Linked DNA regions of Homo sapiens: region 1 is linked to region 2. A link is a contact called in ENCODE Hi-C or POLR2A ChIA-PET data. All regions are on one chromosome and are shown on one strand. Each heading gives the region's core, a stretch centred on a gene start or an enhancer-like site at or near the end of the contact. The rest is flanking DNA. Distances are from core to core; before and after follow the strand shown.

Region 1 (5,680 bases), core at 2,071-4,570, 35 kb after region 2:
GGTGATATGAAAATTGACTGTGAAGATGGTTGCACATAACTGTAAATATAATAAAATCCATTGAATTATATACTTTAGTGGGGTGAATTGTATGGTATGTAAATTATATCTCAATGAAGCTGTCAAAAAGGTTAGTTGGGGAGAAGCTCCAAGCCAGCAGAGTGCTCTGTGCCACCCCAAGATGTGACATCTGGGGATGCAAAGACTGGAACTGTCAGCCAAGGCTAAGAGCCAGGCTGCAAGCTGGAACCAGGTTGTCCCAGAAACAGTGGACAGACACGCAGGGTGGGGTCCCTCAAAGAGCCTCAGAATCAAGCTGGGCACAGATTCAAACCTGGCAGGCCTCTCACCCTAGGTTTTCTCATTCAAAAAGTGAGAGGTCAGAGGTCAGCGTTCTTCGACCTCAGTACACCAAAGACCTTCAAGCTCTCAGGGACTCTGCTCTGGACCTCAGGATGAAGGGTGAGGGGTAGAAATAATAAGTGGGAGGTTAGGACAGGGGTGAGGAGAGAGGACTGAAGTCACACATGCTCATGCTGTGGGAAGAAATGGGAAGAGGCAGGTGTCCATTGGTTGGGGCCGCCAGACAAGCCTTACTCTGAGTCCTCCCACCGGTGGAAAGAGGCTCAAGACAGAAACTGGTGGTGTGGGAAGAGCATCTCAAGCTGGAAAGGAGCAGTTCCTTGCCACACCTGTAGATGCTTGACAGGTAGAAGGCTTCTGCCACTGTGAGGTCAGGAGGAAGGGGTGGGGGAGAATCAAAAGCAAGGGATGCATTTCATTCATTGCATTCCTGCACGCATGCAGTAAGAAAATATTTTTTAAGTTCAGGGCACCTTGAAGAGAGAGGTGAACAAAGAGAACAAAGTCCACATCCTCAAAGAGCTTTTGTTTTAGAGCTGTGCTGTCCGAGATGGCGGCCACTAGCACGTGTAGCTACCAAGCCCTTGAAATGTGGCCAGTCTGAATGAGAGGTAAACAAAGGGCAAAATACACATCAATTTCAAAATTTAGACCAAAAAATGTGAAGTATCTCATTAATGATTTTTCATATTGATTACATGTTGAAATAATAGTATTCGGGATATCATGGTGATATGGTTTGGCTCTCTGTCCCCACCTAAATCTCATCTAGAATTGTAATCCCCACATGTTGAGGGAGGGAACCGATGGAAGGTGATTGGATCATGGGGGCAGTTTCCCCCATGCTATTCTCGTGATAATGAGGGAGTTCTCATGAGATCTGATGGTTTAAAAGTGGCATTTTCCCCTGCACTCTATTGCCTGCCACCATGTAAGATGTGCCTTGCTTCCCCTTCACCTTCTGCCATGATTGTAAGTTTCCTGAGGCTTCCCCAGCCATGCAGAACTGTGAGTCAATTAAATCTTTTTTCTTTATAAGTTACCCAGTCCAGGTAGTAACTTTATAGCAGCGTGAAAATGGACCAATATACACGATTAAGTGAAATAAATTCTTAAAATTAATTTTACCTGTTTCTTTATGCCCTTTTAAATGTGGCTACCATAAAATGTAAAATTACAGATGTGGCTCAAATTATATTTCTATTGAATAGCATTGCTCTAGTAGGAGAAACAGACAATAAATAAGAAATAAACAGACATAACAATATCAGTAATGTTTGATAGAATGGTCTTTCTAGGGAGATGGTGTCCGTGGAGAGGCTTTGGAGGAGCAGCAGGCAGTGTGGCTGGGGATGGTGAGCATGGTAGGTGGCTGGAGGGGATGTAGGCAGAACTGATCTTTGAGCAGCCTTGAAGACTGTTGTGCCTACGAATTTACAGGCCTTGGCAATGGTGACTGACTGGACACAGGAAAAAAGTGAGAGGGCAGGGACAGAAGTCAACATGAGGTTCTGAGCCAGTGTGACTGGCGAGCTGCTGGTTTGCCTAGATCGGGATGGAGATAGGACCTGTGATGAATTCTGAACTCTTGTCTCATCCTGCTAAGTCTGAGTTGGCTCGAGGAAATTCAAATGGACATGTACAGTTTCCACTGGAGATAGTCCTGGAGCTTAGCAGCAAGGCTGGGGATGAAAACACACAGTTTAAAGTTATCTTAGAGGAGACCCTTGAGCCCACACACACGGATGTGTTACTGAGGGTAATGAGAGTGGGGAAGGAAATGACAGTTGGTCAGATGTAGCTCGAGTCCTGGCTCTGCCACTTCCCACCTTCCTGTACTTCCTCATCTGTGTGATGAATTTAAAATGGTCACGAACCATTTTGATGTTGTTTTTATTCCCTCATCTTGAATGTGGGCTGGCCCTGTGACTACCCCCAGCCACTGGAGCACAGAGGAAATGATGCTGCTCTGGTTCCAGGCTTAGACCTAAGAGGAGTGACAGCATCTGCCTCATTCTTCTGGAGCCCTGAGTTACTAAGTAAGAACTTCTACCCTAAGTCTGCCATGTTGTGAGGAAGCCCACAGGTGAAGAGGCTGGGCAGAGAAATACAGAAGGTTACTTAAATAGCCAAGACATTCCAGAGGAGGCTCCAGACACCATGGGAGAGACAGAAGTTATTCTTCCTCCATCCTGTCCACATTCCTAGCCCACAAAACGATGAGGTATAAGAATAATCAATTGTTGTCTTAAGGTACTAAGTTTTGTAGAAGTTTGTTATTCAGCAATAGATAAATGGAATAGTATGTAAAATGGGATAATAATTTATATCTTATTTGATTGCTAGAAGGAGGATGTAAAATGCCAAGTACAGTTTCTGGCACTGGATAGGTACTAAATCAATACTCTTTTTCTTTCTCTTTGAAAGGCTTATGCTATAAAGTCAAAATCTGTGAGGTTCAGCCTTGTGAAATGACATCAAATAAGCTGAAGTCCTATTTCATGTCTATTTTTTTAAACATATGGAAATGACAACTGACCATAGGCTATCTTCCCTATGCTAGATTGCCTATTCTCCCCTCAGTTACACTGGTCTCAAGGCATGTTCTCCTGGTCACTCTTTCCAGAATCTGATCTAATTGAAAATTCTCCGTTTGAGTGAGTTGCCCTAGAAGGGCCGCCTTAGGTGTGGTCAGTGCAGTGCTGGTCAGAAGTGTGTCTCCTCACTTTGTTGGGACACACCACCCCACTCACCATGCTGGCAGAACAGACCAATACTGTAGGCTTCTAGGATTCTGCTTCTATTATTCAGTGTGTTTACTATCACTTTCAGTTTCATGATATCACAGACTCGATCAATTATACTGTTACTCTTCTTATCCAAATCATTTATCAAAATGTCGGACAAGTCTGCAGTGAGGGTAGAGCCAATAGAGACCTCACTATCTGTTGACATTTGTTCATTAATAGGCCCTGTTGGGTATGTTTGTTCAACCAGTTATGTGTGAATCACCCAGCACTTCTGTCATCCAGCCCACATTTTTTCCCATCTGTTTATGGGAGTATTCAGTTTCACTCTTTAGCATATACGATCTGCTTTTGTTCCACTGCAATAGCTGGTGTTGTTTGCCTAACTGTGATAGGTGCCACTGCAGGCAGGAGCCACGTCCTGTTTTTCTTAGATGACCTCTATGTTGAACATGTAGGAAGTGCTCAGCGAGCTCTTGAATGAGCTCTTTCAACCATATCATTCCATCAGGATGCCTGCTTTCTTACATGTGTCTGTTCTGACCCTGCATCTTAGCATACATCTAAGGAAACTTACATCTAAAGAAGGAAATTCTACAATATGTGACAACACGAATGACTCTTGAGGACATAGCACATTTCTGTTTATAATTATCTTATACGTAGGATATGTGAAAAAATACTCAATTTGATTTAAATTCCTGTTTTAAGAGAATCAACTACATTTAACCTAGGATGAATCCTTAACAGTTGGATTATGGAAAATTATACAAATCAGGAAGAGCAGCTAAGAAAGGTTTGCCTTAGGCTCCTCCAGGAGAGAGCTGCACTATAAAGATGTAAGCTAAGATGCAGCTCCAAAAAGTGAAGCTGCTTACTAACAATGAGCTGGAGCTCACTGAAGATGAGTAGATGCTGGCTGTGTGGGAATACAAAGAACAATCACTTGCGAGGATGTGGAGGAACTGGAACCCTTCTGCACTGTCAGTGGGCATGTAAAATGGTGTAGCTGCTGTGGAAAATGGTATCGTCAAAAAAAATACATAGAATTACCTTATGATTTAGCAATCCCACTTCTGGGTATATACCTCCCAAAATTGAGATCAGGATCTCAAAAAGATATCTGCATCCCATGTTCATTGAAATACCAGTCACAATAGCCAAGACATGGAAACAACCTAAGTGTTCGTTGATAGATGAATGGATAAAGAGAATGTGGTATATATGTACAATGGAATATTATCCAGTTTTTTAAAAAAAGGAAATTCTAAAATATGTGACACCATGAATGGCTTTTGAGGACATGTTGTTAGTGAAAAAGCCAGTCACAAAAGGACAAATACGGCATGATTCCACTGACATGAGGTACCTAAAACAGTCAAACTAGCAGAAGCAGAGAATACAGTTCCTAGGAGCTGGGGGGAGAAGGAAATGGGGAATTGGAAATAAAGTTTTAGTTATGTAAGATGAATTAGTTATAGAGATATGTTGTTGCATAATGCTTATAGTCAATAATAATGTATTATTTGCACTTAAAAATTTCTTAAGTGGGTAGATCTCATGTTAAATGCTCTTACCACACATAAAAATACCAAGGGACACAAGGAAGCTTTTGGAGGTGATGGATATGTCTATTGGCTTGAATATATGGTGATGATTTCTAGGAAATGTACATGTGTCCAAACTCATCAAATTGTATACGTCAAATGTGTAGTTTATTATATAACAATTATATCTCAATAAAACTTCTATTATTTATGTATTTATTTTGAGATGGAATCTCGCTCTGTCACCCAGGCTAGAGTGCAGTGTCGTGATCTCAGCTCACTGCAACCTCCGCTTCTCAGGTTCAAGCAATCTTCCCACCTCAGCCTCCCGAGTAGCTAGGATTACAGGCATGTGCCACCAGGCCCGGGTTAATTTTTTTGAGTTCTTAGCAGAGATGGAGTATCACCATGTTGGCCAGGCTGGTCTTGAACTCCTGACCTCAAGTGATCCTCCTGCCTCGGCCTCTCAAAGTGCTGGGATTACAGGCATGAGCCGCCACTACACCTTTGCCAAAAAACTGTTTTTTAAAAAAGAGAGAAACAATCAGCCCAGATGAACTTGGTGAGTTCATAGGCACTTAGTGTGTAGAAAACTTGTTAAAATGCTGTTTAGCCACTGAGAGCAGAGACAGTCAAAACAGATTGACCAAGGCCAAATTAAGAAGAGATCATTTTAATGGTTATAAATCTTTATTTTTAAATTTTCTTCTATTTTTATTTTGATTATTTATGACCAATAAGAGAAGTTTAAAACTTTTGTCCAATCAAACCATATTTATTGAGATGGTTATTAAATCATGGTCAAGACCGTGGAACAGATTATCTACATTCAACGCAGCCACCTCAGTCATTAGCTGGGGTGAATTATTTAACATCTTGCGGCCTCAGTTGCATCATCTGGAAACTCTTCATACAATTTGTTGGAATTATTAAATCAGATAAGAGATGTAAAAGACTTAGAACAGTGCCTGGCATATAGGCATTGCTATTTAAGTGACAAGTATTAGTATTTATTTGGATACT
Region 2 (6,355 bases), core at 617-3,116:
ATTTCTGTAGGAAGCTCGCTTTTACTAGACCTGAGAGTTCAGGCAAGCCCTGTACCCTCGGGAGGCCGGCTGTGTGCTCTGCTGTTGTTTGCTCTCTATGGGGGCTCTCCAGTGGTCCAGCGGGCATTACAGGAGCACAGGGAGGACGAGGGGAATGGAGAAGGGGGATTGAAGGGCACATACACTTAGACCCCCACCGGCCACCTACAGAAGGCCTGAGGGGACAGCCCTTTCTGAAGTGATGCCTTCCTCTGTTGGGAAGCCAGGAGCCTCCCCTGGTGGGACCCATGAGGCCCTGGGGGTGGGGCAGGGTATGTGGGACGGGCACAGAGCCCCTTCAGTTTCCTTCTCAGGCCAGAATCATAACTGTCCATGCATTCCTTAAAAGCAGAGAGGGACCCTCTTCTTCCCCATCCATCAACAGCCTTCAGAGTCTAATTACATGCATAGAGCTTCAGTTCCCTTCTCTGTAAAATGGGGCTAATACTAATAAGACCTCTTCAGGGCAGTGTGGGAAGTCAATGAAACTCCATCTCTAAAATCACCCAGCAGATCATAGGATCTTGAAGTAAGCACAGTGTTTGGCATACAATAGGCACTCATCAATGCTGGTTCCTTTCACTCTCTGCCACTTGCTGCCTGTGCATGAGTTAACGTCCCAATGCCTCAGTTTCTTCATTTTCAAATGAAAGATGATGCCTATCCTCAACTTCAGATGAGATCAGGCACGTTCAGGGTGGTATGGCCATAGACCCCAACTTCAAAACAACAGGCACATCCATTCAATTCAGGTAGCACCCACCAACTGTACCATGGGCTTAAGAGGCAGGAAGAACATGGTGTGAGCCCACAGCTTCGGGTCCTGTTGCTCACTCTCTGCACATCCTTGTGCAGTTATCTGGGGTCACTTGCTGGCCTTTTTGAGTCTCAGTTTTCTTATTTGTAAGCTGGGGATAGTCATATCTCATTAGATTTTTAGGAGGACTAAATGGGACAATAAATATAAAATGCTCAGCACAAAACTTAGTCTATGGTCAGTGCTCAACAAATATCAGTCACTGATAATAGTAGAACCACCTGGAAATGACACTGTCATTTCCAGGCCCTCATGAGGATTCTCATTTACTCGTCATACTAGCCCTGCAAAATGGACACTATTGCTTCCGTTATACAGATGAGGAAACTGAGGCTCAGAGAAGCTAAGTAACTTCTTCAAAGTTGCCCAGGCTGGGCGCGGTGCCTCATGCCTGTAATCCCAGCACTTTGGGAGGCCAAGGCAGGCAGATTACTTGAGGGGAGGAGTTTGAGAACAGCCTGGCCAACATGACAAAACCCCCTCTCTACCAAAAATATAAAAATTAGCCAGGCGTGGTGGCACGTGCCTATAGTCCCAGCTACTCAGGAGGCTGAGGCAGGAGAATTGCTTGAACCAGGGAGGAAGGGGTTGAGCATGCCACTGCACTTCAGCCTGGGCAATAGAGCAAGACTCTGTCTCAAAAAAAAATAAAAAAATAAAAAAGTTGCCCAGTGACAGAGCCAAGTCTTGCTTTACAAGCCTAGGCTCGCTCTCCTACACTAACTACCTGGCCCCATGCTGCCCAGTCCTGGGCTGGCTGCAGGAGGCTGCTGCATTACCCACCTCAAACCACACAAGCACTGGCAGTAACAAGAGGCCGTAGAGAACCTAGAGTTCTCCAGTGGGTGTGGTTCTCTGGCTGCCGTGGGCTGCCAGGGATCCCTTAGATCACAGACTCCACAGTTCTTTCTTGCCACCTCCAGAAGTGAGGCTGCAGCCCCATGAGCCAGGCAGCAGGAAGGGAGGAAGTCTCGCTTCTTGCCAGACACATTGTTTAACTGCAACAGTCAGTTCTCCAAAAACTCTGCCGGAAGTCCACCCCGGAAACTCAAGGGAGGAAACTGACTGCCTTCTTGGGGTTTTCTTAACTGTGCTTCGTTTTTCTGCTCTGCAGGAAAGATGCAACCTGGGCCAGAGGCCCCTGGAGGCTGTGCCTGACCCCAGACAGATCAGACAAACCCGAGCAGCCATTAGCAGCTGCATGGACTCCTTTGCACTGTGGGGCTGCTCCTGGGGTGCAAGATGTCTTTGTGTGTGTATGGGGTTCGGGGGCTGGGCTGGCTGACTTGCAAAGGACACGCTGTGGCCCAGCCCTGGGCAGCATCCAGCCTGCTTAGGTGGCCTTCTGGGGGCTTGGCTAAAGACACTGAGGCCTTTCTCTGTTTCACCTCCTTGTGCCAACTTGGCTGTGTGTGAATAAAGGAATCACAAGCACACGCCTCTCTGAGTTCACACTTGTGTAAAGTTGGACTGAAGAGCTTGGTGAATCAAAGTTCAAGAAGGGTGACTTTGCCGGACATGGTGGCTCACTCCTGTAATCCCAACATTTTGGGAGGCTGACGGGGAGCAGATCACTTGAACCCAGGAGTTCAAGACCAGCTTGGACAACACAGAAAGACCCTGTCTCTACAAAAAAATTTAAAAATTAGCTAGGTGTGGTGAGGTGTGCCTGTATTTGCAGCTACTCTGGAGGCTGAGGTGGGAGGATTGCTTGAGACTGGGAGGTTGAGGCTGCAGTGAGCTGTGATCATGCCATTGCACTCCAGCTTGAGTGACAGAGCAGGACCCCATCTCTTAAATTTAAAAAAAGGAAGAGAAAGGAGAAGGAGGAGGAGCAGGAGAAGGAGAAGGAGGAGGAGGAGGAGGAGAAGGAGAAGGAGAGGAAGAAGAGGAAGAGGAAGAAGAAGAGGAAGAAGAAAAAGGAGGAGGAGGAAGAGGAGGGGGGAGGGGGGGGAGGAGGAGAAGGGAGGAGATGGAGAAGGAGGACACCTCAGAAGCCCTAGATAAAAACAGGGAGGAAGAGAACAAAAACATCAAAGCTGCTGAGTCTGGTGTCAAGAGCAGGGGCCTTAAAATCTGTGTGACTTTGTCCTTTGAGTTAACCTCTCTCATCCTCAACTTCTTGTTTGTGAAGTGGGAATAAGATTTTTTTGTGAGTTTGTTCTGAGACTCATAAGTAACGTACATAAAGCTGGTGGCTCCTGGTCTGTCTTATCATCCGGGGTTAAGCTTTGAAGTGGGCACAGGTGCTGGCAGCTGTGGAATGGGGGGAGGTTGCAGGTGGGTCCCCTGGTCACAGAGAGCTCATCACTGCCAGAGCTCAGGAGCCCCCTCACTGGAGAGGCCTCACTGCCAGGGTTCAGAGCTCCCTCACTGGAGAGGGACTTCCTGAGTGTTGCAAGCTACATGGACAGACCATGTGAGATCAAGCGTCCAGGCCCCTGGGCCAAGCAAATCTTGGGCCAAGATTGTGTGGCTTTAGGGGATGTTATGGAGCCTCTCTGGGCGTCAGCTCCTCCTCTGTAAACTGGGGACTGTGGTGGCGATAATGGTACCCACATATACAGAGACTGACAAGTACTCATGAAACAGAGCTAGGGGTGTATGTCTGTCTCACATCAAAGGGCTTTCACACTGCTCTGATTTTTAATAATAATTATTATATCAGTATATATTAATATTTAATTATATTATTATGTTAATATATAATAATTATATATTAATTATCTTATATTAATTATTAAAATATAATAATAATAATTATTAACAGCTCTGGGAGAAGGTTATCATGAATTTTTTTTGGAGGGAGGTCAGATGACAGCTCGTCAAGGTAACAGAGTGCAAGAGAAGAGCCTGCCTTGGTTGGGGGTGGTCAGGGCCTGGGCACCCCAGAGAGACACAGGGGAGCCTGGGGGAGGACTGAGACCCCTTCTCTTGCTTAATCAACTTTTTCAAGTCAACAATGACATGTGTGCCAAGCTCTGACCCCTGATCGCAGCTTCCCCTGAGAGGGGCCTCTGTGGGGATGTCTCGCAAGGCCAGGGAGATCTGGAAACACATCCCTTCCACAGGCTACATCCATCGTCAAAAGGAGACCTCGAGGGCCCACCTGCCTGTCCTGCCTGCCCCTGTCCCCAGCCCAGAGAAGCAAGCTGAGCCACCTGCCTGTGCTCCCAAAAAGACACCCCATCTGTCCCAGATTGATTTGCACAGAGTAAGTTACCTGTGGGGCATGTGCTGGCCAGAGGCCAAGTGGGCTCATCTATCTTCCCAGGGCAGCGTTTTAGAACGGGGAGTGGAAATAGTGTCTAGGTTGTAATGAATTTTTGGAAGAGGGGAGGGGGTGGAGAACAGAGGAGGAGGGGGGCAGGGAGCGGGACAGAGGAGTCACCCGAGGCTTCTCCTTTGCGGCATTTAATGGGAAAATGAGATATTTCCCAGGCAATTGCTTTTAAGTGACTATTGAAATTAATGCCTCGTTCCAGCAGCACATCTTTGTTAGAACATTAGCCTCTCAGAGGGAGCAAGAAAATGAGAAGGGAAGAAAAAAAAAAAACCTACCTGAAATGAGCCCAGCAGAGAAGGCTGAGGACAGAGGACTTGGGGTCATGGAGTGCTTGGGGGTGAGGTGACTCTGGGATCATGCGAGGGGCCTAAGCGCCGAGGAGCCTCGGTGGCCTGGGGAGACTGTCCCGCCTGAGGGCCACCCTCCTCTGCCACCTGGGGCCGGGATATGGTTGCTGAGTGACAGGGTGACTTGGGGTCCACTGGACGGGCTCTGCCGTGGGCCCTGCTTGCCCTGTGGGCTCTCTGGCCTTCTGAGGCAGCAGGGAGGCTCTGGGCCCACACGTGGTCTCCTACAGGCTTTGGGGCCGCATTCCCAGTTTCTCGATTTCCCCGACATTGGGGGTTCACTGAGATGTTAGGGACCCCTGTAGTGATAATATCCGCTGTGACTTATGAGCACTCCCTACCTGTCAGGCACAGTCCCGGGAGGAGCAGCCTGGGTTCCTGCTGGGGAGAACCCCTTGAGCCAGCCTGAAGGCTGTGACCTTCCCAGGTCTTAAGGGTGGGGATTTCTCAGAGCTGAGACGCATGCCTTGCTTCACTTGAGGCCTGGAATGGCTTCTGTTTGTTCTTCGATTTGTGTGGGGGTGGGGGTTGTAGTTTCCTTTTTTTTTTTTTGCTTTGTTTCTGTGCATGTATAGAATTGAGCCAAATGGAATAGGTGCTTTAAACTCTGAATGCATTTTGCCATTGCTTTTTTTTTTTTTTAATTGATCATTCTTGGGTGTTTCTCGCAGAGGGGGATTTGGCAGGGTCATAGGACAATAGTGGAGGGAAGGTCAGCAGATAAACAAGTGAACAAAGGTCTCTGGTTTTCCTAGGCAGAGGACCCTGCGGCCTTCCGCAGTGTTTGTGTCCCTGGGTACTTGAGATTAGGGAGTGGTGATGACTCTTAACAAGCATGCTGCCTTCAAGCATCTGTTTAACAAAGCACATCTTGCACCACCCTTAATCCATTCAACCCTGAGTGGACACAGCACATGTTTCAGAGAGCACAGGGTTGGGGGTAAGGTCACAGATCAACAGGATCCCAAGGCAGAAGAATTTTTCTTAGTACAGAACAAAATGAAAAGTCTCCCATGTCTACCTCTTTCTACACAGACACGGCAACCATCCGATTTCTCAATCTTTTCCCCACCTTTCCCCCCTTTCTATTCCACAAAACCGCCATTGTCATCATGGCCCGTTCTCAATGAGCGGTTGAGTACACCTCCCAGACGGGGTGGTGGCCGGGCAGAGGGGCTCCTCACTTCCCAGTAGGGGCAGCCGGGCAGAGGCGCCCCTCACCTCCCGGACGGGGCGGCTGGCCGGGCGGGGGGCTGACCCCCCCACCTCCCTCCCAGACTGGGCGGCTGGCCGGGCAGAGGGGCTCCTCACTTCCCAGTAGGGGCGGCCGGGCAGAGGGGCTCCTCACTTCCCAGTAGGGGCGGCCGGGCAGAGGCGCCCCTCACCTCCCGGACGGGGTGGCTGGCCGGGTGGGGGGCTGACCCCCCCACCTCCCTCCCGGACGGGGCGGCTGACCCCCCCACCTCCCTCCCAGATGGGGCGGCTGACCCCCCCACCTCCCTCCCGGACGGGGCGGCTGGCTGGGCAGAGGGGCTCCTCACTTCCCAGTAGGGGCGGCCGGGCAGAGGCGCCCCTCACCTCCCGGACGGGGCGGCTGGCCGGGCGGGGGGCTGACCACCCCACCTCCCTCCCGGACGGGGCGGCTGCCGGGCGGAGACGCTCCCCACTTCTCAGACGGGGCGGTTGCCAGGCAGAGGGTCTCCTCACTTCTCAGACGGGGCGGCCGGGCAGAGACGCTCCTCACATCCCAGACGGGGCGGCGGGGCAGAGGCGCTCCTCACATCCCAGACGGGGCGGCGGGGCAGAGGCGCTCCCCACATCCCAGATGATGGGCGGCCGGGCAGAGACACTCCTCACTTCCCAGAT

The links. A loop is a pair of places that touch in the nucleus more often than their neighbours do. ChIA-PET counts read pairs that join two places held with the same protein, here RNA polymerase II (POLR2A). Pooled maps may share reads with other maps.
Region 1: a loop to region 2 is called in a map of natural killer cell, with 2.3 times the contacts of the local background. The contact joins two enhancer-like sites. A Hi-C loop is called at or near these places in 7 of 168 maps with a recorded cell type or tissue (CD4-positive, alpha-beta memory T cell, CD8-positive, alpha-beta T cell, breast epithelium and 3 more) and 8 of 50 pooled maps. POLR2A ChIA-PET finds 5 or more read pairs at or near these places in 8 of 52 experiments (CD4-positive, alpha-beta T cell, CD4-positive, alpha-beta memory T cell, WTC11 and 5 more).

The regions. Positions count from the first base shown.
Region 1 is chr6:5,863,496-5,869,175 of GRCh38, forward strand. All of the region lies in intron 1 of LOC124901251 (a long non-coding RNA gene), which reads left to right. Among named protein-coding and RNA genes, the nearest start is that of NRN1, 140 kb to the right of the region's middle. Within about 2 kb of position 3,321, at least 6 of the 41 ENCODE cell types and tissues checked have a DNase peak (open chromatin) inside an H3K27ac peak, as active enhancers do; they include CD8-positive, alpha-beta T cell and natural killer cell, where a contact is called at or near this core.
Region 2 is chr6:5,829,770-5,836,124 of GRCh38, forward strand. No RefSeq gene overlaps it. Among named protein-coding and RNA genes, the nearest start is that of NRN1, 170 kb to the right of the region's middle. Within about 2 kb of position 1,867, at least 6 of the 41 ENCODE cell types and tissues checked have a DNase peak (open chromatin) inside an H3K27ac peak, as active enhancers do; they include CD8-positive, alpha-beta T cell and natural killer cell, where a contact is called at or near this core.